2 separate regions of the Homo sapiens genome follow, and region 1 is linked to region 2. A link is a loop called in an ENCODE intact Hi-C map of the cell type or tissue named here. Cell type or tissue: dorsolateral prefrontal cortex. All regions are shown on one strand. Each heading gives the region's core, and the rest is flanking DNA. Links, peaks and the distances in the headings are about the cores only. Region 1 holds the start of LOC105374974 (a long non-coding RNA gene). Region 2 has its middle 320 kb from the start of LINC03005.

The links. Peaks named below come from ENCODE experiments on the same cell type or tissue, not always from the same donor. Only the 100,000 strongest peaks of a DNase experiment are listed, where the experiment ranks them.
Region 1: it touches region 2 in a loop (1.9-fold over the local background); 3 of 110 quality-filtered maps call a loop at or near these places.

Annotation. Positions count from the first base shown.
Region 1 is chr6:23,172,262-23,188,154 of GRCh38, forward strand. It overlaps LOC105374974 (a long non-coding RNA gene), which reads right to left and starts at 4,784. Exons shown (of 3, transcript XR_926583.3): 1 at 4,653-4,784; 2 at 2,993-3,078. RefSeq lists enhancers at 2,634-3,833, 7,523-9,697. In dorsolateral prefrontal cortex, for the core only: no CTCF peak of the experiment used is centred there; a DNase peak (open chromatin) is centred at 8,560; H3K4me3 peaks cover 539 bases; H3K27ac peaks cover 409 bases.
Region 2 is chr6:23,027,229-23,043,121 of GRCh38, forward strand. No RefSeq gene overlaps it. Among named protein-coding and RNA genes, the nearest start is that of LINC03005, 320 kb to the left of the region's middle. In dorsolateral prefrontal cortex, for the core only: no CTCF peak of the experiment used is centred there; no DNase peak of the experiment used is centred there.

The DNA of each region.
Region 1 (15,893 bases), core at 3,931-11,930, 140 kb after region 2:
TGTACATTTAATATTAACAATAATAACCTGGAGAACTAATTAAAAATTCAGAAAGCTTTCCCCAGCCTCAGAAAATCCTAACTGGGGGCCTCTCACATAGGTCCTGGAGAGGTGCATCTCAAAAGGTAACTCAAGATGATTCTGGCCAAAGGGGTTCATAAATCGCATTTTAAGAAACACAAACCATGTTATAAAGCAGGTTCCAAGATAGGATGAGACATGCAAGGACCTTATTAGGGAAAAGCCGGAGAGACAAAATGAAGAGGAAGCCATGGAAGTTTGAGAGAGACGTCAGACCACCATGCAAGCCTCACCCCGGGTGAAGGAGAAAGCAAAAAAAGGTTGTGTACGAGTGTCCTAGAATGCCATGTATTCTACAGAAAATCCAATCAGGTTGTTGGGGAGTTGCTGGGACCAAGTAGGCTATCACAGGAGTCTCCTGTCTCCTGGGAACAGGCCAACATCAGTGTGCTAGTTGCATGCTGTCTGTAGCCTGAGGCAGCCCAGGGAAAGTGTGGCCTCAGTGCAAATGCTGTGATGGAATTCAGCACATAACAGCTGTAGTTGGTGGTCTATAAGGTGAATTTTCATGGCTGTCAGAGTACCAAATGGAAATTATTATTTTATGTTAAATTTTTATAATTCAATAACATCCTCAAGAAGTAATTAAATCTCAGGCATGTTATATAGTTTTCCAGTGATCACATAAATAGTACATGGAGGATTAAAACTTAGATTTTCTTACTCTTAGGCCAGGATTTATTATTTTCAATACTAGCACTATTTTTACTGCACAGAGAAAATCAAATTAAAGTAAAGCATTTAGCAAAATTTTAATATGGCCGGTCTATGGGTGAGCAAGGAAACATAATTGTCAGAATCACTTAATTCTTTTCAATTACTGAGACAGTCATTTCCAAAGTAAACCAGGAAATTAATTTTAAAGAAAAATATCTGCTAACTTTTAGTGATAGTTTCTTGGCACCAAATCTACTCTTCTATACTCTGTTTTGTGATAATGAGAATTATGAAAACCACTTTTCCATTTGGGCATCTGGATTCCTGTTAGACTTTTTCAGTAGGAGGCACTAGGGTTGTCTACACTGCTGGAGGAAGAAGAAGAGGCTTGCTGTGTCATGTCTGTTTCCTGCAGGCTCTATGCTTCTTCTTTCCTGTATCCTGTTTCTGTGAGTGTCAGCCCACCTATGATTCTTTCCCTCAATAGTAAAGCAGGTCCTGACTGTAACAGCAGCTGAATCAAGACTGCACATTTTTTTACACTTGTAGACCGACCCTCCCTCTCTAGCAGTACGGCCAGCCAGTGCCTCCTTCTCAGAAGTGGAAAAGGCCGGGTCCCAGTCCTGGGAGCTCTTCCTCTGAGCTCAGAGACACCAGCACAAGATGAGCAGCTCCTTCTCCTCAGAAGGCTGAGTTTCTACTCCACAGGGCTTCTCCTCTAAGCTTCCATGTTGTTATAATTCCAGACTTTTCCTTTCTTTTTGTAGCCCTAGAAATGGAGGCTTTGTCCTGCAATACTATCTCCGTTACACCTTAGTATTCTTTTCTGGTCTTTTGAGTTCTTTATTAAACCATTTTATACTCAGTGAACAATCCTTGCATTGAGTAATTTCTGTTTAAGTAATAGGTATATTTTTTGTCCCTTGATTGGACCCTGAGTGATAGGAAGGAAGAAATGAAAGAACAGATAATCCAATGCTTCTGATATATAATCTATTATTAGATTATATCTGGGTTAGAATTATAAGCAAGATATGTTCCAAGCACAAATAGGCATTAGTTGAAGTCTAAGAAATAGATTCACAATGATTCAGAAAAAGTTTTCTGAATATGTAGGTACAATAAGTCTGATGTAAAACATTTACTTAGAAATGAATAAGCTTTGTTGACTGCCAGTTTCCCACTTCTCAGGGCTGTTTTTTTTTTTTTTCTCTCTCCCTCTGAATTTAAAGTAATAATCCTCCAGATAATCTGTACCAGTGATTCTCAATGACTCTGGGAGAAATGTAATAGAAAGTGGGTTTAAATCATGTATTGCAAAACACATATAGAGTTGAAATTTATTGTCCAAATTGTATTAGTCTTGTTTTCACACTGCTATAATGAACTACCTGAGACTAGGTAATTCATAAAGAAAAGAGGTTTAATGGACACACAGTTCTACATGGCTGGGGAGGCCTCAGGAAACTTACAATCATGGCAGAAGGCAAAGAGAAGAAAAGTATATCTTACGTAGCAGCAGGGGGTGGTGGGGGAACTTCCACACACTTTTAAACCATTAGATCTCAGGAGAACTCACTAACAGGAGCACAGCAAGGGGAAACAACCCGTATGATCCAATCACCTCCCACCAGGTCCCTCCCTTGACACATGAGGATTACAATTCAAGATGAGATTTGGGTGGAACATGAAGCCAAATCACATCAAAATTTTCTCCATACATGGAATCAGATCTGGTAGAAACCTGGCTACCCTCCACATTACTGATGTGTTACAATGGCATCAGTAGACACACAAGAGCGTTCTCACAAACAGGCTTACGAATTTGTGCTATTTATTATGAAATGTGGCATAGGATAGATTTTATTATGGTAGTTGGATTAGTCACGATAGCCTAGCTTTGCAGCAGTAACAGGCATAAAAGTTTATTTTTCACTCACATAGTATTTATTGTGGGGTCAGTGGTTCTGTAAGGAATTTATTTTCAGTGACTCAGAGATCTAAGTTACTTTCCCTCCTGTGATTTCATGATCTCTTTCTCCATGACAGCAAAAGAGAAAGCGAGAGAGTTTCAATGTAGTTCTTTAGTGATTCAACCCATCAGAGAGACATATCACTTCCAATCACAGCCATCTGTCAGATAATGTATTCACACCATCCAGTCTAACTTAAAGGTAGTGGAAAAAGTGGAGGGAACACATTGATATTCAATGACCAGTAAACGCCTCTGCTACATTAGTCATCATTGACTCACCATAAGATGCGTGATTCTGCCGTAGTGATGAATTTCAGGATCTGTAGAAATCTTAGGGCATATACTTCTTAAATGTCAAAGGTCTACTGAAAAGAGAGGAGGGATTTTTGTCATGAGTAGGAGAGTTGTTGAAAAAGAAGGGCCTTTCTCACCAAACCCATTTTATTTTCTAATCGGACAATCTTACAATGACAGATATTTTTCCACACCTAAATTATTAGCACTCTAGCAGATGTTGCCAAAAAAGGTTTAATTTTAAGCTGTAAAATACAACTATAGCATTGCATTAGATGTGACAATTAAAATGCATCTGGGTGATGCAATGAAACTTTCACAATGATCTTAATGAGAGCTGAGGTCATACATGAAGCCTGATTTCTCATGTGTGGTGTAATTGTACAAAAGTATTGTTAAAAAAAATCCTAAACGTGGCAGTTTTTCAGAGGAGACAATTGTGAGGTTTCAGACATTTTATCAAAACAACAGCCATAAATAAAACACCCCACTTCTTAGCAAGCAGTGTTAGTTGAATGACTTTCACAAATGTTTGCTTGTTCCCCTTAGAAGGTCATTCTTTTAAATAGTGCTATTGACAATCACACTCATTCTGGAACATGTATGATAAATTTAGGGCAGATTAATTTCAGGAGAAGCACTCTCACAGATAAGGAGCTAATAGATGGGGAGTATAGTTGACTATAATATACAGTCAAGTGCCGGGCTGTGTATAAAATTAAGCAGTATTTCTTTTGTGAAGTGCTCACACTTTGAATTGATTTTTGTCATTGGTTGGGTTTCACAAGACCCCTGTGTTCCAATATTTCTTTTACTTTTCATCAGGCATAAGAGCTCTGTGTGCCCATAGCAAACAGTCATTGTTTTCATTTGTAGCAAATTACTAAGATAAAAATGCAATTAATTGCCCTCTGGATCTCTGCTTACTATGCTGTAAATTAAACTAAATGACAGAGTTGCAACTATTAGAACCGGAAAGAACCTCATGGTTATCTATCTCCTGCTCAGTTTTTTCATTTAACCAATGAGAAAACAGCCCCTGATGAAATGACCTGGCTTGCAGCTTGGCTGGTCACTTAGCCTGCACTTACTATCCTTATTGTAAGAACTCTTTTCTTGCATAATTCTCAGAATTGCTGTAAGAATCAAATTAACTACTGTATGCAATTTTTTGAAAACAGTAAAACTCAATAACAGTAATGATTATAAAGATAGCATTTACTGAGCAGCTAGTATGAACCGGGCAATACGATTTACATATATGACCTCACAAATCATTATAACCCTATCAGGAAGGTACACTTATTATTTCAGTTAAAAAATAAACAGGGTCGGAGATTTCTCGGGCATAAGCTAGCCAGTAGGGGAGCTGGGAGTTAGGGGAGGGATTTCAACAGTACACGGAAGGATTCACAGCCCGTTTTGAAACGGAGCCCATACTGCACCACAATGTTCTTACTCACAGTACAAGGTTTTCCCAGTTATAAATTTGTTTCATAGAGTTTTTTAGAAGCTGAAAAACATTGAAACTGCCTATTCCTTTCTAGGCTTAATTTTGATGCATTTACACCTTTCGTGTTGAAGTTTTAACAAGGAATGGAAAATAAGCAGCTTTCCGACAGTACCATAGATATTTTCAGCTCACCCCTTGGTTTCCTATTTGCCGCATGTTTTGCCAATGGAGCCTCGAAGTGTCCAGTGCTATCATATCCACATAAATCTCTCATCACTCTGCGTTCTGCTTCCTTGTTGCCATAAGCAGGAAGCTGTAAACACTACGTCAGGAATGCAGACGATAACCCAATGATCATGGAATGGCGTCTGCGCATGTGCCGTTGTGTACATGTGCCCGGCAATGTTAAAATGCTGCCACCTTCTGTTTAGCCCAGGTGCTGCTGATGCAACCCACCGCTTCCCCTGTCCTCTAAGCTGATTTGTACTGATCCTGAATTGTACTTCTGCAATATATAATATGACAAGGAAAATGCAAAGCCTGCCAAAAAATCTTGATAGTCCCAGCTTTTGTACTGCAGCACTTGAGAAGACCATTCCTACTGCCGTCCCACTAAAGTGCACTCAATATTTCTGACAGTAAATTATCACAGCAGGAGTTTATCTCAGCATTCATGTGGTGTTTTAACCATTTAAGGATTCAAGAGGGGAAAGTTAAACAGGGTGGGGCTAATGTTCAATTGTTCGGGTGGTCGTGGGTTACACTCAGGTTTCCTGAATGTTGCAAGGGGTCTAGGTTTATTCTCGGGTGCGTTTTCTGCTGAGACACTCACAAGAAATGAAACAGACTGGGCAGGATCATCAATTTGTGAGGGAAGAACACCAGCACCTGCACTGTTGTCCAACTGTAGGAGTTGCACTGAAGGGTTAGTGTGTACCTGACCCCACCAAGCTGGGACTCTGGCAGCTGGCACATCAAGGACAATCACCTCTTTCTTATCAGCAGTAAGCTATTTTTCCCCCAGGACAGGAAGCTTATAACAGTTACTGACACCATAGAGTGATTCCCTAGATCTGGAACTTGCCAGCCTAAAACACTAGCCCGAGACTCTCCCCATAAAATGAGAACAGGGTTGCATTTTATCTCAGTCCCACAGCACTACCAAATTAGCTTTGCCCAGGACCATTTTAATAACTAGCACATGACCACCCCATCCATGTGTGTACACTTAGGTCTGGAGAGTAGGGTCTCCTTATATCATTAAAATACCAGGATTGTTTAGTAAAGCTGGAAAGCAGGAATGGAAAATAGTTTTAGAGGCCAAAACTGTCTAGTTAAGTGCTTGTTGACCAAATTTTTATTGCCTAAGAACCTTATGCCTTATATACCTATGATTACACTCAAATCCTCTCTTGAGTCTGAAATGTATGTATATATACATATTATTATATTATATATACACATTATGTTATATATACACAATATATATTATACATACACATTATAATATATATACACATACACATGAGAGTCAAAGGAATCTGGTTTTACATCTTGTTATTGGATACAAGAAACAAATAAAATATATATTATTTCCTTCTAAATTGGAAGCTATTTTTTTTAAATGCCTAATTTCTCAATTTTTCTTGCCAGTACAAATAATATTCTTAATTCCCTTATTTACTTCACATATGCATCATTTTTCTAGAAATGCTTCTCTATATTTTAAGAGCTTTGCTTATATTAGATGCTTAACATCAGTTGAAGACAATCTTACTGCTCTTGGACTTTATAAATCCTGAAACTAATTACTAATTTAATAGCAAATAATTTCCAACATAGATGAACAAGCCAGATTTTCATAGTTTTAAGAAAGAATTCTGTGTCCAGGGAAAATTAATATGTAAGTATAAGGATTCTATGTAACCACCCATATAGACAGCAGTCCTCTCCCAGCCCTGGTTGAAATGATGTCAGCAGAGAGCTTCCTGCAGGGCAATCTCTGTACTTTTCAGTATGGTCCAGAGCCAGGCACCTACAATGAGTCAGACACCGAAAACGACCCTGACTTAGTAAATCTCAGGTGGGTCTAATGTAACAACAATTCAGGTAAGGACAATTTCCACACTCTTTGCTACCCAGACTCCCGTGCCTTTTAGTAAAATTTACATCTTCAATTTTTTTGAGTTGATCAAATACAAGCATGACTTCCCAGTGCTCTGATTTACTCACATATTCTTTAACAACAAACTGCTTTCTCCTGATAACTGAGCTTCATAATATCATTCCATTTAATATTTATAAATAAATATTTATTTACTATGTATTTACATGATTAGATATATACTTATAACATATGTATTTAATCTGTGTCCTCAGAATCACACAACCTGGAACTCTAGTACCTTTTTGACAATCTTGCACTGTATCTAAATGATACAATTAAAAGGGAGCTGAGAAAGACATATTATTTGTCAGATTTGCCAAGGCAGGAAGGAATGAATTTCCTTTAAATCAGATTCAGAGAAACGAGTTGTTTTAAAGCTAAATTGGGCAAGGGAGATCTTGATCCCTTTGGTAAATATTAGCACTTTGGTAAATATTCTTAACAGACATCCATCCAATGCCATAATTATTGAAGAAACTGCAGTGCAGAGAATGACTTGGCCAAGATGAGAGAGCTAGTTTAGTTAGAAATAAACCTAGAACCAAGTCTACTGGCTGACACCCCCGCTCTCTTTCAACTGCATCATCAATTCTCATGTTGGAGTGCATAAGAGTCACCTATGGAATATGGTTCCAAGGTCGACACAAGCCCACACTAAGGGAGTGAGGGTCCTTAGGTCTCACATGGACTCTACCAATCTGTATTTTTAATGAGTTCTCTAGGTGATCATGATGCAGGTTGCCTGAGCATGATTCTTTGAGAAAAGCTATATTACTTCATGCAGTAGCTTCCTATTTATTTTTATAGAAAGATTTCTGGACTCTTAACTGAGACATTATCCAAATGTCTAATCAAGGGCTCACCAAGTTGAATGGGCTAATATAAGAGTTAGTCTCCTCCCTGTTCCTCTACACCCAGACTATTTAGGCTTATTTATGGGTAGAAGAATTGGTTAACAACAATAAGAAAAAGCCTAAATTTCACCTGTGTTCAATTCCGACCTACATACTCACCCACAGCCTCTTCCTAGTAGGACAAGATCTAGCCAACGCCTCCCTTTTCTCATTGGTCTCTCTGAAAACTTTAAACCTTCAAGAAAAATTACAAATATTTTCTTTCTACAGAGCGTTCTCATTTCTAAATCAATCTAAACACTTTGGTAAATATTCTTAACAGACATCCATCCAAGGTTCCTCTTATCAGGGTCATAAAAAAGTGCAGATGACGAAACAGAGAAATTGGATTAAATTACAGGAATGGACTCAATGGAGTCACAATTGGAGGTTTTGTCGATTCTGGAGGCCCTGCTACTTTCCTGCTGCATTATCTCTCCCATAAAGTACCAGGAAAGAATTAACTAAATCATAAAAACCATTATGTTCTTTAGCCACTGGCAGACTTTCTTCCACTAGAATTGAACTCCCAGATATGAGGCAAAGCACAGCTGAATAGGAGCTACCTGAATGTCTGCCCCTTTCTCCCACCCCCAGCAAGCTGCAGGCGCCAGACAAGACAGATAAAAGTAAAATAGATGCACTTCTTTTTCTTTCTGTGGCAGACAAGGAGCTGTGGCTAGCCTCTCCATTAAAAGTCAGAGAAAAGGTAGATTCGTCCTATTTGATTAAGACTGTCACCGTCCACAGTCGTTGCAATTAGTCCATGCCAGCCTTATTCAGACCTTGGATTCTTTTCAGAAGTGAAAAAGGGAACACTCAAGGTCTATTGAATCGGAGCGTGGCATCTGCCTCACACCGAGGGGAGAGGTCGGGGTCACTGCTTGATTTTGATAAAGCGTGCCAGATTAATTGTCTTCGGTAATCCTGTTTGTCATGGTAGATATGCAGAAGAGTCTTTGTGGCACAGGCTGACATATGGGCCGGCCTGCTGCTTGCCTATTCAGGGTTCCCAACACATGCTCTCTGCAGTTGGACTGGTTCCCAGAACCTTGTTCGCCAGAAGAGGCCTCCTGCTCCTATTAAGCAGGCCCCATCTCCACCACCAGGCTTCCTAATCTTCAAGCCTGCCTGGGCTATTGAAAGAGGCTGCATTATTCAAAAGAGGCCTAAAGAGAAAAGGGGAGAGAAGGGGGCTGGGGAGGAAAGAGAGAAGGGGAGCAAGGGGGAGGGAGAAATGCAGGCACCAGAGATAGGAGTGAAAGACTCTCCAGACTGGGGAAGGGGGTGGGGACAGAAAAATATAATTACAAAAAATAGCAGCCATGTCCTTCAGGCAGAGCACTTCAGGAGGCTGATTATAGCTCCTCTCCAAATCCGAATCTATCACCAAATTATACCCTGCCTCTTTTGTAAAATAAATGTTAATAAGAGGTAATTTGGGCCCTGCTGATTGTTAAACTCAACGGAGATAGAATTTTTTTTCTTCCTCTGTGTGTGTTTATTGTAATATCTGGAGGGCTTTTTTTTTTCTCTTCTTCCAACAAGAATTTATATTCAACCACAAAAGAGGAAACAAACATTCATTGGCCTGACACAACTGCCAGAAAACCGAGAATGGTTTGAGTTTTACAATAAAGAGTGAATGTATAGACTGGTAACTGGCCCTTAACTCCACTACAACTTTGCAGTTGGTGTTCTCTGGAAGGAATATCCCCTAGAACTGAGAAGAGAGTGGCGCTCCAGGAAGAAGGAGGCTGCCAGGGGGAGGAGTGATCCTTGCTCTAAATAGCTTTGCCTTTCTTTGGTTAAAAGCAGGACTTTTTTTTTCATTTACATAATCATTATTTTGAGTTGCTGCCAATTCTTTTGGGGGCTTTTACATTTAAAAGCACAAAAAATAGAGAATCCTGTGACAGATCTTTTGAAAATGTTCTTACAATGTGTATTTACGAACAGATCCAGAAATGGAGCAATTAGAAACAATGAATGATAATCTTCTAGGCAGACAAAAGCATGGATGTATTAAAATATAAATCCTTGATCATAACAGCCCTGAAGCAGTCCTTCATGTATCTTTACTGTGTGCTCCTCACAGCCACAGGGCAGAGATCGGGTGTCCGACTGGGCCCAGGCGCTGTGGCCGTCAAGGTCAGTAATGTCTGACCACAGAGGGCTTGGTCTCCAGTTGTTTTTGTTTCTTACACAAATGCTTTGAACATGATTTATTCTGATAATTGTATAATAAGAAACAACATCATTATCTATCATTAGTTTCAAGGAGGACATAACAGATTTTCAAAATTAAAACTAAAAACTGAACTAAGAAGACATCATTCAATTATTTCTTTATTCTAGATATTAAAATGAAAAGCTTGTGTTTTGGGTTTTGGTTTTGTCACCCTCCTCAAATAGGTAACTACAATATACTTTTTGGTTTGGGGGGATATATATTTCCACATTTATTTCCTACAATGAAACAGTCACTGGGCTCAGAGCTGGGCGTGTCACAGGGATAGCAAAAAAGAGTCCCTGTGTTTGCAGAGTTTATGTTCTGTGAGGGTTCACTCTTGTTTCATCAGTGCATAAAACAGTGCCAGGCATATTCTGTTAACTCATTAAATTTTATTCATTCAAAAATTTTTAAAAAATAAATAAATAACAAAAACCAAACCAAAGCAAAAAAAACTTGACATATCTAAGGTAAGCAACTTGGCTTAACTTATGCATTACATTATAAAGAACCCGAAGAAGCAGAAAGGGAAGAAGAAAAAGAGTAGAACAAAGAGAAATAAATTAACATTTTTGAGTACATAGTCTATGCTAGGTATGTGCCATGTGCTTTAAAAGCATTATCTCCTGTAATCTTTAAAAGAGCCTTGTGGAAGGGGAGAGGAGACATTCTGCTAGTGCCCTCTGGTGCCTTCGTATTAGTTGTATGATTAAAGTCACCTGATTACTCCTTAAAATTGGTTGTAGCTGATGGCCAAGCATGGTTCACTTCTGCGGGTGAGGCCAGGGCCTTAGTAGTGTTTAAGGCTTCCCAGGTGATTCTAATGAGCATCCAAGAATGAGAATCACTGATTTTAACTTGTGTTTCTCAAATGTTATTCATACCCACCTGGGAACATTGTTAGGTTGATTTTTGGCGGGTCCTAGGATTCTATAGTTCTAACAAGTGCCCAGGTGATGCTGATATTGGCTGGTTTCTGAACCTCCTTTTGAGTTGCAAGGCTTTAAAGAGATTGGGCAATCTGCCCAATGGCTGGCCCGAATTTCAAACCCTGGCTTTCCCAACTGAAGATCCTGAGCTCTCGAGTTCTGTGATTTCACTGTGTCTCCTACAGATTTAAATCAAGCATTATGAAGCACCGTGTGATAGGGAGAACATTCATCTGCAGGTCAGGAAGTCTGGAGCTTCATTATAGTTCTACTGCCCCTAACTTTGGGTCTTGCCTCCCTGAGTTTCAGGTTTTTTCTCTCTAACATATAGGGTTTGGAATTGATTGTAGTTGCTGTCCTTGGATTCTCCACATCACCAGTTAAATGGTGTGTCTGAGATCAGACCTTTCCTATAGGGAAAAATGTCACTTTAGGCAAAGCCAGTAACCTTCCTTCCTCCCTTCCTTCCTTCCAGCCACTCATGCTGTGGGTTGTCCATAGACAGACTGGTCAGGAGGATGGAGAACTGTCGCTTTATGCCTTTCTGCCTGCCTGCCTCCCTCCCTCCCTCCCTTCCTCCCTTCTTCCCTTCCTTCGAGTGTATGTGTTTCATTATCTGTTTGCTAAGGTGTGAAAGAAAGAAAGAAAGAAAGATAAATAGAGGAAGCATTGGTGCTATTGAAAAGGGTCCTGTTGGATATCATCTCCAGAACAATCCCATATATCTCTTCCTTCCCTTTTCCGTATTTTTTATACTACTGCTACTACTTGGGCATTTATTCATCAAAGGAAACAGATTCAAGGGGAAATCACTGAGGATATTATTTACACTTTAACATGATATGTGCTTCCAGAATGCTTTGAGGCAATTTGGATAGGGGTTGGAGAAAGGACGAACATACAAATCAGGGCACTACGAAGCAAGAGGTACAATACCTAGATGGCTGAAGCACATAGAAAACTGATTCAGGAAGAGATAAATAGCATACCTTACTGTCCTTCCAGGTGGGATTTCTGGGGAGATCTGTTTCAGAGTCTTACAGCTTTTCAGAGATTGGCACTGGGAGATTTCCCCTGAAGAGAATGGAAAACGACCAACATTTAACTAGCATCTTCTTCCGTCACGTTGGGATGCCCTGAGCCAAACCCCTTTAAACCTGCGTGATTAGGCTCGGTGGGAGCCAGGTGCACTCCTCTGTTCATCAGGAGAACAGAGGCAAATCCTGCCCATCTTCCTCGCATCCATTGTATGCAATTACAACACAAAAGCATACCTGTGAATTCCTAAAATAAGTTGGTGTAGGACCCTTGTCTTCTATACCTGGGCTGTAGGAATGAGGTAGAAACTAGGCTTTGTATATTTCAAGAGAACCATAGACCCAAGTAAGCAACAGTGTCTTTGTTTTATTACTTCTAAATTTACTTTTATTTGACTTATTTATGGCTTCATTTCTTTTCTTTAAATTAGCCAAAAGGCTTCTTTGTGGATTTTCCAGTCAGTTTGACAAGTTCGCCTCAGAAAATGCCTGAAAAATAAGTTGTGGTAAAGCAGCAGCCTTCTATCCTAAACACGCCCTGTCAAACAGACATGTATTTAGACCCAGCTTTCACATGTCACTTTATGTCTACTCCAGATCAAGTTATAGGCTTGCTCACAATGCTTTTGCCAAATTTTACAAGGTCAAAAATTATGTGATGGGGGAAAAACCGCTCAAGGGAAACAGGAGGAGTAAATCATGTTTTATTTAAAGGGTAGCTTTCTTTGAATAAAGCATTATTCCTTTCAAGGCTGTCTCTAATGTTGAAGTTTAAGGAGTCTTGAAGCTTAGAGAAACTTTGCTCATCTATTTAGCCCTCCCCAGTGGGTGAAGGACTCTTATGCCGGTTTTAATGCTTTCTGCCAACTCAATAACACTCAGCCCCCTAATAGCCACTCATGCTGCGGGTTGTCCATAGAGACTGGTCAGGAGGACAGAGAACTGTATCATTCAGCCAGATTACATATATAAGATTTGTACGATGGATTATCCTGAGATAATACTGATAAACAATTATTGCCTCTGCCAAACAATAGCACAAATGGAGACACCACTTGATATCCACCCTCACTCCATGGGATTATTTAAAAGCAGGTTAAGGAAAGAAGTCTTTCTTCTGTCTGTGATGTACATCTCGCTCTAGGGAAAAGACAATGAATCATGTTTAACTATTTTAAAATCTTCTAGGTCTGGGCCTGCCCACCAGCAGTTTCCCAATATGCTTTCACAGTAATCTAGCCTCTTGGAAATGTAAGGACTCTAGAAAGATAAAAAGTAATGGTTTGCCTTATTCTGCTGTGCAACTTTTTTTATCAGGTCTGGAGGTTTCGGGCATTTTTGAGTTATTTAATCCGAGTATGGACTCTTTGCTTCCTATTTTCATTTGTTGCCCTACCTATCCCAAGATCCCTTAGCCATTATCATTAAAACAAATAGTAGAGAATATTATGAGGGGTTATTACCTGCTCAGTTTAATTTCTCACTTTATACCAACTCCAAATTTCACAGGTAGATGCTACCATTTCCTCCACTTCTAGAGGAAGATATTGAGGTTTAGAACAACTTGTTCACGGTCCCACAAGCTACTCTATGGTATTCAGATTTCAAGTCTATTCTTTACCATGGTATAGCTGAGACACAAAGAATCAAATAAGCACTAATAGGACACTTGCAAATATAATGCAAGACACTGGGCATATATAGATACTTAAAATATATATTTAGTCTCTGCCCTCAAAATGCTAGACTCAAAATAGAGCAATATGATAGAAAAATAAAATCTCAAATAATACTACAAAAATTCATTTTAAAATAGGGAAATAAAAGATATTCCCTAAATCACAAGGACATTCTGATAAAATGTCAATAAATGATGTGTCTAAGTACTATCAATTAAGGGAAATAATTTAGAATCTAGGAGCAGAGATAACAGGAACATTGGAGATTCCATTTTGTTGAGTTGAAGGTTCACATTACTCTGTTTATTTTTTCATATAAATATTTAAATATATTGTATCTTTTTTTTTAATTGATCTGGGTATATAGGCTTCTCTGAAGCACTAAAAGCTAAGCTGCTAAGTGAATACCTTGCTAACGGAATTTCCAATGATATAGGCAACTTGTTCTTCTGGGGTAACTGAGTAGAGTCTGATGTGCCAGGTTGTTTGTATAATAGAGTACTGGAGTTTTAGAATTGATTATGAAAAAATACCTAGCACTTGAGATTACGAAAAGGTAGTAATAAACAATATACAATTGGTTTATATGGACTGTGTTACAAGGCATAATTCTAAGAGACTCACGTGTTTCCATCCACTTAAATCCCGTAAGAACTCTTATGATACATAATTCTGGCTGGATTGACTGGGCATTCACCAAAATTGATTTCTTTTCATCCGTGTATATCACAGCCTATCTTGTAATTACCTATGGCTTTTTGACTGACTTTTGACTAATGTAATGTGGATAGATGTGCATCACCTATTTTCAGTCCAGGCCCAGTTACACTTTTCATGCACACTCTGCCAAGCTCTTTCCTATTTCCATCTGGCTGAAATCCAGATGGTTCCCCCCACCACACACACACACACACACACACACACAAACACACACACACACAATGGTGTCTTTGGAATGGACATACCGAAGAAGATGGAGCCACAAGATAGAAGGAGCCCACTTGAAGGAGAGCCATTCAACCTGGAACATACCTTAGAATATAGGGAAATTAAAAAGATTTTTATTTGGTTTAGCCACTGACATTTTGAGATTTACCTCTCATGACACCAAGCCTACCTTACAACATACATTGTTATTATTATTTCTCCCATTTTACAGATGAGAAACTGAGGCTCAGAAAGGTTAGGTAACTTGCTTAGATTCTCTTGGGGAAACCAAGATTGTAACCCAGGCAATCTGACTCCATACCCTAAATACTTACCCATTATACTAAACTGCAACGTAACTAATTATGTTCTTCTTAGATTTGACATTAGTTTCACTTCTGGCTAAAACTAAGTTGGTAATGATAGTGTACAAAATATTCCCTACTATATTTTTAGAATAAACAAGCTTCCTTGAGCCAAAGAAAATTTCAAGCATCAGTTAGGAGTTACAAAAAGGATGCTAATTTTCATTTTTATAACTTTGTCTCTGTAGAGTACTCTGTAGTGCTGAATGTTTGTACTAGTTTTAGGTTTGGGAGCATGTCCTAATATTCAGTCTTATCAACTAAAGGCTGGAGCTTGACATTAGTTTCAAGTAAATGCAATGTTAGCATTCCCCATGAATAGTCAACTCTACTGTTGAGAAAGCTGTATACATTTTGTGAGTTAGAACAGGAAAAAAAAAAAGTGAACCAACCAATATACCAGCCAACAAAGAAAAAAGTTACAAAAATTCATGAAGATGTCATTTTTGTCCTTATTCTGAGGTTCGGTAGTTTTGAAGGGGACGTTCTACTTCTAAAAATAAACACATTGGAGTAGGTTTCTAAACTGTGGTAATAAAGATAACATAGGTGGGATTGCATGTCAAGGTGGAAGGCCAGAGAGTACTGGGGTAGAGATATTAAACTAGTCGTGTAATTTCAAACTTCTTGGTCTTGGCTAGGGAAGATTATCGCATGCCAAACTCTCCACAAACATAAGGGCATTCCCTCGTGCCTCTCCCTCACCCAAACTACTTCTCAATCTCTGCAGTTTATTTTATTTATTTTTCTACAATGGTATTTTCCCTGCCATATTATAAAAGTCCCTTGATGACTGGGGAACTGCTTTTTTATCTCTTACATTGTCTGATGTGGTTTCTTTGCTCAGAATAAGCTGCTCAATACGCATCTCCTAAATCAATGAATATCTTAATGGTCTCTAATGTGAGATAGGATTTAATTCACTGCTTGAGTCCCTCACCATAGATAGCACAGATAGCTAAAATATTTTAGAAATCTACTTTGGTAAGCTAAATATTAATCACTGCTTCCCATATAGCTGATTCTATGCCTAGAGTTTCATTTTAAGTCCATAAGGCATACTGATTATTCAAGGCATGCAAAAAAAAAAAAAAAAAAACCCCAAAAGCCTATACCTTTTAACCATTAAGGTTTCAAATTACTACAGAACAAAATGAAAGGTTGGAAAGGTTGGTACACCATCTCTGAAAGTAAAAGCTAATA
Region 2 (15,893 bases), core at 4,020-12,019:
TCCCTGGAAGAAGCAGAGGAGGGCAAGCAAGGCATTGAGGATGACAAGGATACAGACATTCAGCCTGATTATTTTGCTTATGTTTGGCTCTGATGAGTGCTGTGAATGCAGGTCCTATCAGCAGCAAATGATGGCTTTGCCTTTAGCTGCCCTAGATTGGTATAAACACTTGGTTATGCCCTGGTCCAACCAAAAGTTACAATAACGCTCACAGAGAGATTCAATTAGCTTAACAAATTATCAATTTGTAGAGTTCCTTGCACATGTAGTAACATGCCCACAAAGCATCTCTTTGTGATCCAGCAGCTGTCCCGTCCTCAATTCACAGCTTCATTAATCATGTGCTCTGCTTGCTATTGTCTAAATTACGGAGCCATTTGAGATGGGAAAAACACTGCAAGGAAACGCTGCCTACGCTTTAAGAAGTGAAAAGGGCCACAAATGAGAAAACATATTTTTGAATCAATGTTAACATATTTTTGTTATTTTTAATTACAATTTAACACAGCTACATGGTTATATATATATAAATGTTACATATTGTTAATATACATATTATCTATAAACATTCCATATAATGTTTATAGATAATATGTATATATAACAACGTGGCTATGTTAAATTGTACTTAAAATAATAACTATATATTTAATTGTTATGACAATTGTATATATAATTGTCATAACAATTATATATACATACAATATAATATATAAAAAAGAATTGTATATGCAGTATACTTATGATTTGATTAAATATAATAAATATAACAAGATATAATTTTCAATTATATAATTATAGAATGATATATTTAACATAAATTGTGTAATTATAAAATAATATCTAATATAACTTGCATATATAATTGTATAATTATGTATACAATTATAAAATAACAATTATATATATGATATATACAATAACACCAGACTGCAAACACTATTTTTTTACTTTCTTGTGTATTCTTCCATTAATACTTTTTTGCACGTCAAATATCATAAACTAAGTCAAAAAGGAAACGAAAAAGCAACTGTTTTCTCAGAGAGATTTTGTTGTTGCACTTAGAGAAGGAAAACTTGATGTCACTATCTGGAACTCTACTGCAAACTGATCAACCAAAGCCATTAAGTTCAAATGCCCTGAGTGTGACCTGTCTTGCCAGCGAGTTATTCTGCTTCTTGGCTTCCTCTTCTTGTAGGAAGAGATGAGGAAATGAGGCTGAGGAATTCAAAGTTTCTCTGGTGCCTATGTCTCACCTTGTTTTCAGCCTATAAAGGATGGAAGGTTGAAGTGGCAGATATTGCAGGTTGTTGGATTTGTTTTCAAGGGTAAAGGGAAGGGCACATAGAGCAAAACAAGCAGGCAGCCCTAGATGGTTGTGAGCTGTACCATAGAGCCCCAGGAGTGCAAGTTTCCACCTTCTCCTAGTATCAGACTCCCAACTTCTGGATCTTCTCTAAGTAGTGATGCTGGGCAGGTGATACAAGTGGATGTATAACTAGGTGTTGCTTTCTTCAACGGTGATTCCCAGCAGAGTTAGAAGAAGAAGTGACATTTAAAATCTAGAATGTCTCTCAAGTATACAAGTTCAAGTTAAGCTTTTTGTATACAAAGATTTTTCTCAGTGTTGTGCTGGAGCCATGCACACAGACTCAAGTGAGCCAATTGTACATCAATGAGGACATTTTTTTTCTTTTCATTTTTCCCCCAAGCAAGCCAGTGTGTTACATCCTATTCAATAACATAATCAATTATCTGTAGCAAAATTTCTCTCAAACTCTCCTCAGGCCTCTGAGCCCAAACTAAGCCATCATAACCCCTGTGACCTGCACATACACATCCAGATGGCCAGTTCCTGCCCTAACTGATGACATTCCACCACAAAACAAGTGAAAATGGCCTGTTCCTGCCTTAACTGATGACATTATCTTGTGAAATTCCTTCTCCTGGCTCATCCTGGCTCAAAAGCTCCCCTACTGAGCACCTTGTGACCCCCACTCCTGCCTGCCAGAGAACAATCCCCCTTTGACTGTAATTTTCCTTTACCTACCCAAATCTTATAAAATGGCCCCACCCCTATCTCCCTTCGCTGACTCTCTTTTCGGACTCAGCCCGCCTGCACCCAGGTGAAATAAACAGCCTTTTTGCTCACACAAAGCCTGTTTGGTGGTCTCTTCACACAGACGTGAGTGAAACAGAGTATCTCCTAACTTGGTCATAATGGGTAGACTATGGAATCCACAAAATTTTTTTCATTTGCTATTTCTTCCTCTTATTTTATGGTCATTAGCCAAAAAAAAAAAAAAAAAAAAAAAAAAAGATCTTATCACTAAAACAGACAGGAATGAAATATGTGCAGTGTAGCTTGCTCAGGCACGTTCTGTGCTTTTGTCTGTTCTTATTCTTATAGCTTAAAAAATGCACAAATTGAAGTTTTATTATAATTTTCTCTCTCAGGTTAGCCTCTCTCTCAATAAAATCTCATTCAATGTCACAATGACTAACTGATTTGCACATATTCTTCTGCATTTACTAATATAAATATTCTACTATTTGTCTTTTAAATGTATCCTTTCTTTTTATGCAACAGTGTTCTCAATAACAGGGTTGATAGTGATAAAAACTGTAACAAATCTACTAATTCATCACAGCAGTTCAGGGAGATGCACATGTAAGTGTGTTCGTTACCTGTTATTTATTTAGCTATCAATTTTAACTATTGATAAATGTAACTGTGGATAAGTTCCTAAGAAGTAATAAAGCACTCATGTCTAATGGCAACACATTTTAATAAAAATGACAAGTGTTTTTTTTGTGTTTTTTTTTTTTTTTTTTTTTTTTTTTTTTTTGAGACAGAGTCTCGCTCTGTCAACCAGGCTGGAGAGCAGTGGCATGATCTCAGCTCACTGCAACCTCCGCCTCCTGGGTTCAAGCAATTCTCCTGCCTCAGCCTCCTGAGTAGCTGGGATTACAGGTGTGTACCACCATGCCCGGCTAATTTCTGTATTTTTAGTAGAGACAGGGTTTCACTATGTTGGTTAGGCTGGTCTCGAACTCTTGACCTCGTGATCCACCTGCCTTGGCCTCCCAAAGTGCTGGGATTACAGGCGTGAGCCACTGCACCCGGCCAAAAAAGACAAGCTTTTAATGCCTTATTTTATTTTATAAACCTGTCATACTTGTTTATGTTAAATCAAGATATACATATAAATGAAGATTTAAAATATGTCTCAGATCTTTAAAATATTTCTGTCAGTATGTTCAACATTTTAAATTATCTTCAACATCACACAATGTAAAACAGTATACTTAATCCACCCCTAAGTACCCAAAATAATTGAAAATAGGGACTCAAATTTTTGTATACCAGTGGTCATAGCAGCATTATTCACGATGGAAAAAAGATGGAAACAACCCAAGTGTTCATCGACAGATGAACAGAAAAACAAAATATGACATACACATATGATGAAATATTATTCAGCCCTGAAAAAGAATGACATTCAGAAACATGCTACAAAATGAATGGGCCTTGAAAACATCATGCTAAGTAAAATAAACCAGACATGAAAGAATAAACATTGGATTATTCCATTTATACGAAATAGTTGGAAAAGGGCAAATTCATAGTAAAAGCTAATAGCTTAGAGGTTATCAGGAACTGCAGTGGAAGGCAGGGAGATGGGGCATTATTGCATAAAGGATACAAAGATTTTTTGTTGTTGTCCTCAACTTGTTTAATATGGAAAAGGGTAATCAAAACGGTAGGCAGGGTTGCCGTTTTTAATACATTCTTGGAATGTTGGCCATTCAGAGCATTATTTCAAACAGATGAAGAGTTATCCAACTTTTTTGACTCAAAGATAGTTTGCTTAGATTTAACAATACTTAATTCCATGGGATTATGGTGGCTAATTTATCATGATAATGAAATATAAAAATGTGCAGGCTCTGAGCTGACGACAGAAGTAAGGACTACCGTGACAGGAACAGTTGATGGGCTAAGAGGCAACCAATCACAACATTATCATTCCCTTGTAACAAAGGGTTAATACTTTAACATAAATTAATTATACATTCATTATGGTGTTTTAAAATAGTCAAGCCTAAATAAATTTTTCATACCATCAAAAAGATATACATACTAAAAACCAGCTTAAGCACAAAGTTTATCATTTGACAGCTCTAGGCCTGGGCCTTATACATTGACAAGGATCTTCTGCTTCTTCAAACTTAATATAATAAGTCTGGCAATCATTTTATATAAAAATAGACTAAATTTAAAACCTCACCAAACTTGGTGTTGTAGAAAATCAGAGAGACACCCCAGAATAGCTAAAACCCATCATTCTCAAGTGAGCTAGCATCTAGTAACCTGGAGGGCTTGTGAAAACAGCTCACTGCACCCCACCACACCCCTTGCATTCAGGAGGCCGGAGGGGGGCCCGTACCTTTGCATTTCTAAGAAGTTCCTAGCGGGATGCTGCTGCTGGGCCAGGAACCCCACTTTGAGAACCACTGGGGCTAAGACAACTGTAAAAACTTAGCACCATCTCCATCACTGTTCAGTAGTAGACAACATCAGCTTTCTGTCATCTGCATTTATTCTGCAGGGGACCATGTGGAGCTGGCCCTCGTGATACCACTGCTTAGTACTTTATTGTCAAAAGAGAAGTTCTGGGCTTAGCTAAAAGGGAGCACTTCTCTGTCAGCATGCAATATAGTTTATAACTAAAGCCATATACAACATATTTGAAATGTTTTATTTAATGCTGAAAATTTTACCCTAAGTTACAAAAGGATGTAAAAAGAAAGGAAAAGGCACACAAAGTCAAAAGGATACAAAGTTTTGTTTGAGATGATGAAAAAATTTTAAACTAGATAGTGGTGATGGTTGCACAACATTGGGAATATAATTAAGGCCACTGAATTGTACACTGTAAAGATATTGTTTGCAAGCTGATCTTTCTTAGCCTGAGTCACTTGCACATGACATACACAGTTCATTTGAGAGTGAGATACAAAATATTCTGACCCCTAGAGGCTTCATCATTTTCTAGCCTCTTCTGCTTTGGTTAAAAATTGTTGAATGCATATTTTTCGTGTTGAATGTTGGGACCTTCCACAGTGATGAGCTCCGACTCTTAGTTTATTTTTCCTGCTTCTCACCTCAGTTCTTCATCCCCCTAAAACCATGGCATTTACCTCTATGACAAAAATATGCTAATATATATATTTATTTTACCTATGCATTATATGGTTGAGATAAGCAAGATGCAAAACATAAAAATGGTTCACATGGCTGGAAAAGAACCCTCAGCCCTACAGAGTACAATCGAATGACTAACTAATGAGGCTCTAATAATTTCTCTATTCTTTTTCAAGTGTACATTTTCCCAACTGATCACTTTCTCTGAGTTTTTCTTTGCTGCAGCAGCATATTTAGAAATGATTTCTCTCTATGTGTGAACAGTAGCTTAATTTGTGTTCATAATTGCCTTGCCTCTCAGGCTGAATCTAATAACTGACCTCTACACCACCCTCCACTTAAAAGTGAAGTCAATTTGGCCAGTATTTGTAAAACAATCATGGTGATGACCCTACGGAGAAATACAAAGATTTGCAACTTTGATTTTGGGGAAAGAGACTGGTAGGATGAATGTAAGGAGACTAATCCATTAGGTACCCCAAGACATCCTTCTCATGAGGAGAAGGTGCAGCACAGCCAGAACCTCACCATGAACAATGTCATTCCCTTAAAGGGTTTTTACTTCTGGGTGACAGAAGAGTGGTTTGAAAGGTCATTAAAAGTGGACTATGAGATTGCCAAGGCAAACTCAATCCCTGAGACTATTAAGAATCAGCAGCTGGGCGCGGTGGCTCATGCCTGTGATCCCAGCACTTTGGGAGGCTGAGGTGGGCAGATCATGAGGTCAGGAGTTTGAGACCAGCCTGGCCAACATGGTGAAAGCCCATCTCTACTAAAAATACAAAAATTAGTCAGGTGTGGTGGTGGGCACCTGTAATCCCAGCTACTCGGGCGGCTGAGGCAGGAGAATTGCTTGAAACCAGAAGTTAGAGGTTGCAGTGAGCCGAGATCAAGCCATTGCCCTCCAGCCTGGGCAACAAGAGTGAAACTTTGTGTCAACAAATAATAATAATAATAAAATAAAATAAAATAAAAATCAGCATGCTGGAGAAACCAGGAAGGCTTGACTGAAGAAAACCTTGCAAAAATCATATGACTGGTAACATTTTCTGCCCTGGTAGATGACATCAACAGGTAATATCAGCATATAGCTCATATAACAAAGATGATTTCAGTACTTGCAGGCTTTCAGAACAAAAGGAAAAATTAGGTAGGAGTGGTCCGAACAACCCCATGGAAGACTAGAAATTAAGAGGCAGATGAAAATACTATGATGTTACTACTTTATGGATAACTTCTAGGGAATATGAATTTACTTCATCTTGTTCTTGTGTGTTCTTCCAAGATGATATGGGCATGAAATACTGGATATTTCACTTGAGTCCAAGAATGGTTACCTGGACTAGATTTCATTTACTTCTTTGTTATTTATAAAGCAAATGCTCCAAGCAATGTGCTGTTCACTGGAAATACTAAAAAAAATCCAATAAAGGTCCTGTTTTTCTTTTATTCTTTTTTTATTTGAGATGGAATTTTGCTCCTGTTGCCCAGGCTGGAGTTCAATGGTGTGATCTCAGCTCACTGCAACCTCCGTCTCCCAGGTTCAAGCTATTCTCCTGCCTCAGCCTCCCAAGTAGCTGGGATTAAAGGCATGTGCCACCAGACCGGGGTAATTTTGTATTTTTATTAGAGACGGGGTTTCGCCATGTTGGTCAGTCTGGCTGGTCTTGAACTCCTGACCTCAGGTGATCCACCCGCCTCGGCCTCCCAAAGTGCTGGGATTACAGGTATGAGCCATTGCGCCTGGCCAAGGTCCTGTTTTTCAAAACTAGTAGGGAATGAGACAATTAAGCAATAACTTTTGGTGTGGTGAGTAATGTGATGGAGGGTGCTCTAAGCATGTGGGTAACTTAGTCTGCTTAACCACTTATGGCAGTTTAGATAGAAGTCAAAAGAAATCCTTGGAGAAGTAAGTAAGGTTTACACTGATAAAAGAATATTTTGAATTAGTCAAAGGAGATGAAATTAGGTTTGGGAGAGGGGGTATTGGGAGGGTTTCTCGGGCAGAAAAATAACACTGTCTTATTTTTATGAAGTCAAACAAAAGACAGCATGATGTAGAGATATAGTTGAGGATTTTTCAAAGCATCATCTTATTTTCTACAATATTTTACTATATACTGCTAAAGTATATATAATTAAAAAGAGTCTCTAAAAAGAATTCTGTTTTCTTGAATTCTGAAATTCAGAGAGAGAGAAAGCCTTGTTGATATTGATTTCTAACGATAATTCTAATGCAAAGTAATTTGTTCATCTTCTATATTGGTGTGTGTGTATGTGTCTGTATGTGTGTGTGCTTACAAAGACAGGAGAGAGAGAGGGGCAACAATGACTACTGATATGACAGAGGAGATGGAAGGCTATGTAATGTTGGCAGTGCATGGAAGGAATCGTTTTTTACCTCACAAAAGGATATAGAATGGCATTTTCTGACACTTATCTGGGCCTATCACTCTCACTATTTGGGGGAGTGGTCCTTGGAAGAGTGTTAAAAGCAACACATAAGTCTTAGAGCTTATGAAGTGGTTATAGAGGCTTCTCCAAGGAGAAGAGCCCTTGTTCCCATCAAATGGCCTTTTACCATTATTTGGTGAAGCCCGTCAAGGACACACTGCTGAAGTGTCCATGTGTTGGTTTCTTTAGGCTGGTGAGTGCTTTTCACAGAAGTACATCTCTGTTGCAAGCTCTCAGAAGTTTCTTTCCTCTTCGATCTTTGATGGTTGGTAGGTAGCCTCATTGCATTTACATCAAACAAGTTGACAACTTCCTGAAACTGAACTTTTTCAGCAATCATTCTTGAAAGTGGTGTTTCTTTCCATCAGTGGTTTCATAGACTTTCCAAAGCAACATGACTTTTTTTTTCTATATGGTCATTTATTTCACACATTATTTACAAACGTATGTATGTATGTATGTATGTATTAACTCATTCAGCAGAAAGGTATCCATCATCCACTGCGTGCCAGGTGCTCTGGTAGGTGCTAGGGATATAATTTTAGACACGAGAGAAAGGAAAATGATCTCTGACATCATGGGATATACAAGCTGGGAGGAAGTATGAACTTCAAATGAGTAATTACAAATTTCAATTAGAGAACAGAAGTTTTATATACATATAAAGGGAATTTCTTACAGAGATGCAAATTTACCCAAGGGTGGAAGCCGGTTAAGCAGTCTCTGTAAGACTTATGTTGGAGCTTCGGGTCTATAGAGTGGGCAGTTGAGAAAGAAAATAGACATAAAGTGGGACAGAGCAAGAATGAGCTGGAAGCATGAACTAAAGCCCTCAAGGACTGGAACCCGTGTACAGTTTTGTTGCCTCTGCTGTTGGTAGTGCAGGTGTCCTGCAGGATCCAAGGCTCTTCTTCACAGAGCTAAACACACACACCTGACCGGAAGTTAGAGGCACTGAAGGAGCATGCCAGAGAAGCTGATGCAGCTGCAGGACCAGCTGCAGCTCACAGTAGGGAGCGGAACCCACAGATCAGCACCAATGTACCTGAGCAACAAAATGGCTGCCGCTTCACTTCCTGCATTTCCCATCTCCCACAGGAACCCCTTCTGTGTCTCACCCTAACTGAAAACTTATTACAGAATGGAGAATTCTGGGAAATGCAGTTCAGTGGCACTTAATTGAAAACACATTAAGAATCTATCGACGTAGTGTTAGAAAGCAGGATGGTGGTTATGGCAGGCAATGGGAGGAGACCAAGGAGGCTTCTGAGATGTTGGTCACATCCTATTTTGGGATCTGGATGCTGTTACACAAGTGTGTTCACTTTGTGAATATTTTTTGAGTGGTGTATTTTCTGTGTGTAGGTTATACTTCAATAAAAAATAATGAAAAGTCAATTAAAAACCCAATAATAACATAGTAAGCATTATACAATGGGGGAAATAAAGATACTACGAGAGCTAATAGATAAATAGAGGTAACCTAACTAGGAGCTTAGGAAAGAGCTCTATGTAGTTAATGTTTCAGGTGAGATTGAGGCATGAGAAGTAGCTATTCAGATGCAGGAGGTAGAGAGAGTTATTCAGATGAAGGATGAGAGTCCATTTATGAGCATGGCTGAATTAAGGAGAACCGTGGGAAGGGATGGTGCAATGAGGCTTGAAGAAGATGCGGAGGTTAAATAATGGAGAGCTCTGTGTACTGTGCAAAATCTTTTACTCTGGCTTAAGTCCAAGAATAATGCACCGAAGTCTTCTATGTGTGGGAGTGATCTCTTCCGAGGCTTTGGAAGTTTATTCTGTTTGCAGACTGGAGGGGTAAGAATAAAGGCAAGGAGATCCATTCAGAGGCAGTTGCAATGCTTCAGGACAGAGGGATGAAATAGTTGCTAAGATTAAATGGATCAGATAGTGTTTCAAAGTGGCTAAGAATAGCACAGAAAAACTTGGTTATGAATCCAGGCTCTGTCACTTACCAGCTGATGGTTTGGGGCAATTCCTTGCCTTATGTGTGTGTCAACTTGCTCACCTGTAAAATTGAGATAATAATAGGATGTACCCCATAAGATGTCACAGATTAGGTGCCTTGGGAAACAGAAGCCCAGAAAAAGAGTGTGCAGGAGGTGTGTTGTTCTTAGGGAATGAAAGAAGCAGGACTGGGCAGGGGAATGGGACCACTGGAGCAGGATGGTCCCCTTCACCAGAATCCTTTCAAATTGGGAAGGGAAAGGGGGTTTGCATTCGAACTTACACACTGACCAGGAATTCAAAGGGACTGCAACATGGGCTGAGGCCCTTCAGCCAAGGGTAAGTCCCAGAGTGGGTCTCAACTGAGAAGCTAACACTACGAACAGCTGGAGCACAACAAATGCTTCAGTCCTGGAGGGAGAATCCATGTGGCACTCCTCTATAGAGCCCCCATAGAGGACTATTGGGAGAAGTAAGTGAACTAATGTCTAAATGCTGCTTAGCAGATTCCTGCGTATCAAGTTAGCAATCAATGTTACCAAAAGGATGATGAGGCCTATAAAATGATGAGCCTTCCAGGATATATTTTGAAGTGGTTACAAACAAGGGGTAAAAAATAGTATATTTGATGTAAGATACTTTCTTTGAGTGTGGAAGAAAAAGGAAAAATGGATTTGGTAAATTTGCAAAAAAAAAGAAACTAAGGAAGATTAAAAAAAAACTGATGAAAGTAGCTATTTGTAGGGAATGTGTGTGCTTGGAGGGGGTATAAGTGTAGTTTCTCACTCACACAGGAGTTATATTTGAAAGGATAGGCACAATGTGGGAAAGCATCACGAAGGGAAGTCAGACTTCTATCTGAAACATTTTTTAAGTTGTTTCCATATTTAAATAAAAATACATGATCTTTTAAAAAATTACTCAAAACTCTAAAAACACCTAAAATTGAATACAAAATATTCAAAACATATAATAAAATGGTAAGACAAATGCATAGAAAAAAACTCATATTAAATGCTTTCACAATAAATTTACTTCATTTAAACTGAGAAAAAAACCCCACTGGAATAGAAAACAACTTTGTCCATACACATTTAGAAGAATGATGTTTAGGATAAGAAATAACAAAATTAAATTTACTAAGTAATTTTTGTTAAAAGTAGGGTTTTTCTTTTTTTTTTAAAAAAAGTAGTATTGCTAAAGAAGTTTTATTTGTTAATATTTTGAAACTAGTTTCTTTTCATCGAGGGACTATATAATTAAGAAATTGTGTTAATGATGTTAAGAATCAAGATTTTTTGGTTAAGAAAAAAGAAATACAATAAGAAATTAGAGAAATGGAGAAAAATACTAAGATGTTAACATTGAATTGAAAGTACCAACATAAACCAATGGGTTTTGAAAATCCCTGTCATCTAGCTTTTTCCAGAAAAAGGGCCTGGAAGCAACATTGATCCAATAAAGTTGAGGGCCCATAGAGACCAGAGTTTGTTTTAAAATATGATTTTCCACCTAAGGAATTAGGCTTTTTTCAGAAATGAGTGATTCCAGTTCTAGGACAAGGAAGGTACAAGGCAAACCTGTAGTTTCTTATATCCATTTGTATCCACTCCTAGATATCTAACCACAAGAAATGAAACATATGTCCTCAAAAAAGGACTTCTTCATAGATGCTCTATTTATAACAGCAAAAAAAGGACTTCTTAATAGATGTTTTATTTATGACAGCTAAGACAACTAAAATCTAGGTTATTTTGCTCAGTATAATGTCAAGTGTATTGCTGCACATGTCAGTCATTTTGTTACTTTTTATTGGCAAGTAGTATTCCATTATATGAACATAACACAGTTTACCTAGTCACCTTTGGATGTTTTGTCAGATAAGCAGAATTAATTTAAGTAATGTAGATCCACAGTACCTGATTCCATTTACATGGCATTCTAACATAGTCAAAAGTAATTTAAAGGGAAAAAGATCAGAAAAGGGGTTGTGTAGAATTGATTGGAAAGGAACATGAGGGTACTCTCTAGGGTTGTTGAATATGTTTAATAACTTGAGAGGTGTAAGGACTAAGTATCTGTATACATTTCTCAGAACTCACGGAATTATACTCTTAAAAATTTGCATTGCCCTTTATGTAAATTTTACCTTTATAAAGGAACTATAAACACATAGCAATCCCTAATTAGTAGGTTTGCTTTTTTCACAGTAGTATGTATTAGCAACTCTGAAAGACCTGTGTTTTTTAGGCTTGAACAAATGAGAAACAAATTGAGAATAAAGAGAGATAGGTTTCTCACTGTTGGAAAAGGAAAGTACAAAATCAAAATGGGGGAAGACTAGTATACACTCTACCTTGTTGGGCTCTATGTTATATGTGTAGAATATATACTATGTATTATTGAATGGAAACTATAAATATCCATATCAATTTATAGTTTTTAATAAAATATAGAGAAAAAAATCTACCTAGATGAGTGTGTATGTGTCTGTCTGTGTTTATATTATGTGTAGTGGCTCTATCCACTACACTTTCTCCAAGCTGGAATTATGTTTCTCACAATTTTCTTTTATGAACGTTTACGACAAGGTCAGCCAGTGGAAAAGCTGAGTGGGATTTGAAAAGCAGAAATGGAATAGTAAGCATTTTTATTTCTTAAAGGTAACTTAGGGCAGGGATGTTGTGGCTCACTCACATTGTCGCTGACCTCACCTTGTTTGTATGACGGGTGCAAATCTAGCCTCTGCCAGATCTCCTCCACCTGTTTCTCCTATTCCTGAGGAAGAGGTGTGTGCTTCTCCATGTTGAAGAGCACCCATTGATTATTCAGGGCACCCAATTGCCAAGGTTGGGGATGGGAAAAGAAAGAGGAGTTATGTTCTTGGTCTCCCCTACTCCATACCTATCTTCCTTCCCCAGTTACTAGCCCTGATGACTACACGCCCAACACCAGATGCAGAAGGTACAGACTTATATAAACAGTTTACCTGCTCCCAAGATTGTTTAAGATTGAATTTCTGTATTGATTTCTTTATTGTACATTACTTAAATTAATTCTGCTTATCTGACAAAACACTTACTGATAATCTGGTATTAGAAACAGTTCCAGAGGAACAAACTTTAGGAATAAGTTCCTTGGATTGCTTTTGGGTTATCTGAAATTGGAGCTCCGATTGGACTGGATTTAAAGGCTTTGCTGACCATATTTTCAGTGGGAAAGGGGACACTGTTGGTCCCTGACAAGCAATGGCAGCACAGTTATTTATTTATTTGTTTATTTATTCATTTAAAGACAGGTTCTTGCTCTGTTGCCTAGGCTAGAGTGCACTGGCCTGACCATGGCTCACTGCAGCCTTGACCTGCAGGCTCAAGAGATTCCCCCACCTCAGCTTCACAGGTAGCTGGGACTGCAGGCATGTGCCATCACACTTGGCTAATTTTTGATTTTGTGTGGAGATGAGGTCTTACTATGCTGCCCAGGCTGGTCTCAAACTCCTGATTTCAAGCAATTCTCCCACCTTGGCCTCCCAAAGTGCTGTGATTACAGGAATGAGCCACCACTTGTAGGTAATTGTCAGACAAAGTGCCTATAGAAGGCAAAGTTTTAGGTGATTGTGTAGTTCCTGCCCTAGAATATTTTTGTTAAAATAAGTAGTCTAATGGGTTTGTTTGGTTGCTTCTCAGTGCACGGGAGAGCTTGGAGAATAACAATAAGCAGATCACAGCCTTAAATTCTCAACTCAGTAATGTGAAAAACCTGAAAGCTTCTATGACGTCCCCAGTGTAAGCCCTTTTGTCTATAGCCACAGGGCTGAAATATAAAAAACAAACAAACAAACCTGAAGTTTAATCCTTTGGACAGCTAAATTATAATGCTAACCTAATTCTCATATTAGCTGGGTTTCTTTTGTAATATATTATGAAAAAGGGGAACCCCGAAAATGGAATAAGATGAAAGAACCAATGCAGATGGACCTGGAGACTTTGAACATGTACATTTTCCTAAGGACACTGAGGTGGTTAGTTTCTCCTTGACTGAAGAATCCTTACTGGTCTCCCCTGAGGTAACATTTCAGGGGATGGCTGATCCTCCTCAGAACATATCCTCCCCCAGCTTTCATTGCTTCCAGGGCTACAATGAGATTTGAGTCTTGTCAGGCCCCTGAGGATAAGTTAAATAGCATGACCCACGAAGAAGTAAAATGCACATCAAAAGGCTGACAATATTTTGCCAATGTATACTGACAGAAACCTAGGTGACATGTCTGGGAATGTAACCTAAGTGCATTGTTTCAGGGCTGTCAGAAGAAATAAAATGTTGGGCTATGATGAATTCATTAATATGGCTTTATGAAACAGAGACTCTGGATGTAATGTGTTAGTGTTAATGGTTGATATGACTCTAACAGTATGCTTTATGTGTTGACAGAACCCTGGAAAACAGGTGACCTACACTAAATGAAGATAAAATGCCACTATTTATTGGTATACTGTAGAAGAAAGAATCTAAAGGCTTACGGACATCAGAACGTTAGAATAAACTTAACATGGAAGACCTGCTCCTCCACTCTCTGTCTCCCAGAGGAAGTTCCAGGTAACATTACCTTCACCAAGGCTGTGAAAAATATGCTTGATTTGGGAACCCTGATATCGAAGATCCAAGACATCTTTGGTGTTGTCTAATTTATCGTAGCATCAACAGAACCGCAATAGAAAGGCATTCCTATTAAGGTCTTATTTGAATTGCATCAACAAAAAGTTTTAGGTCTGGCATGGTAGACTGACTAATGGACCCTCCCAAAGGTGTCCATGTCCGAATCACTGGAACCTGTGAATTTTACCTTATATGGAAAATAGGACTTTGCAGGTGCGATCAAGTTTAGGGTCTTAAGATGGGGAAATCATCTGGATTATATGAATAGGTGTGATGTGATCACAAGAGTCCTTGTAAGAGGGAAGCAAGAGATCAGATTGGATAATAAGAGATATGACAATGGAAGAAAGAGGTTGAAATGCTACAAGGAAAGTGCCACAAGACAAAGAAAGCAGGTACCTCTAAAAGCTGGAAAAGGCAAGGAAACAGATTATCTCCTAAAGCCTGCAGAATGAATGCAGCCCTGCTGACACCTTGATTTTAGACTTCTGACCTCCAGAACTATAAGAGAATAAATAAATGTGTTTTAAGCAACTAAGCTTATGGTTATTTGTTATAGCAGCAATGGGGAACTAATATACCTGGTGAACAGAAGTCTGACTTGAATTAACACCACAGAGAATCACTGCCCTCAATCATGTCCAAGACTTGAGCCAGTTATAGGCTCAGAGCCCTTTGAATGAAAATGAGGACAGATTCCTATGAGGAAGGACCCTGTTACATAGCCACACATGTATACTATACATCTTTCTTTTAGCCTTTCCAAAGAGACTTTTGGACATTTACCAGGATGAGTATGCACTGGGAGATGAGAAATACTCAAAGGTTTCAGGGATTACTGGACACTGTGTCTGAAGTAATACTAATTTCTAGAATCCAGGGACACTGTGGTCCACCAGTCAGTGTAGAAGCTTATGGATATCAAGTTTATGGAGTTTTGTCTTGGGTTCATCTCACAGTGGGCTCAATGGTTTCACAAAACCACCTGCCTGCCCCTCTTCCCTAGTTGAGAAATGAATATTTGAAAACAAATATACTCAGCAACTGGCAAAAACTCCAAAGTGGTTACCTGGCTTGAGCAATTGTGGTAGAAAGGATAAACTGGAAGCCATGAGAGAGTTCTATTTACAGAAAGCAATGCCCCGTTTCTAAAGGGACTGCAGAAATTAGCATCATCATCAAAGACTTGAAAGATTCAGGAGGTAGTGATTCCCACTTCATCCCACTCAGCTCACCTATTTGACTTGCAAACGACAGATGGATCTTGGAAAATGACAGTGATTATTGCAACTTAATCACATGGTAACTCTAATTGCAGTTGTAGGAAATCAACACAATGCAGCTATTGATCTGGAAAATGCTTTTTTTCTCTTTGCTCTTTAATAAAGACCATCAGATGCAGTGTTTACTGGGTCAACTTAGCTAAATTGGAGCTACATTTCCCCCAATATCCCTCTTTAAATGTCTTAGCTAGGATTGGCCACAGAGATACTTATGTGTGATCTGAAAATTCAGTGTAGGGCACAGATGATTACAGTTCATACATGTGGCTGTTGATTTAATGGCAGAAGCAAGGATGCACTGAGGGAGGCAGCAGCCAGGCTGG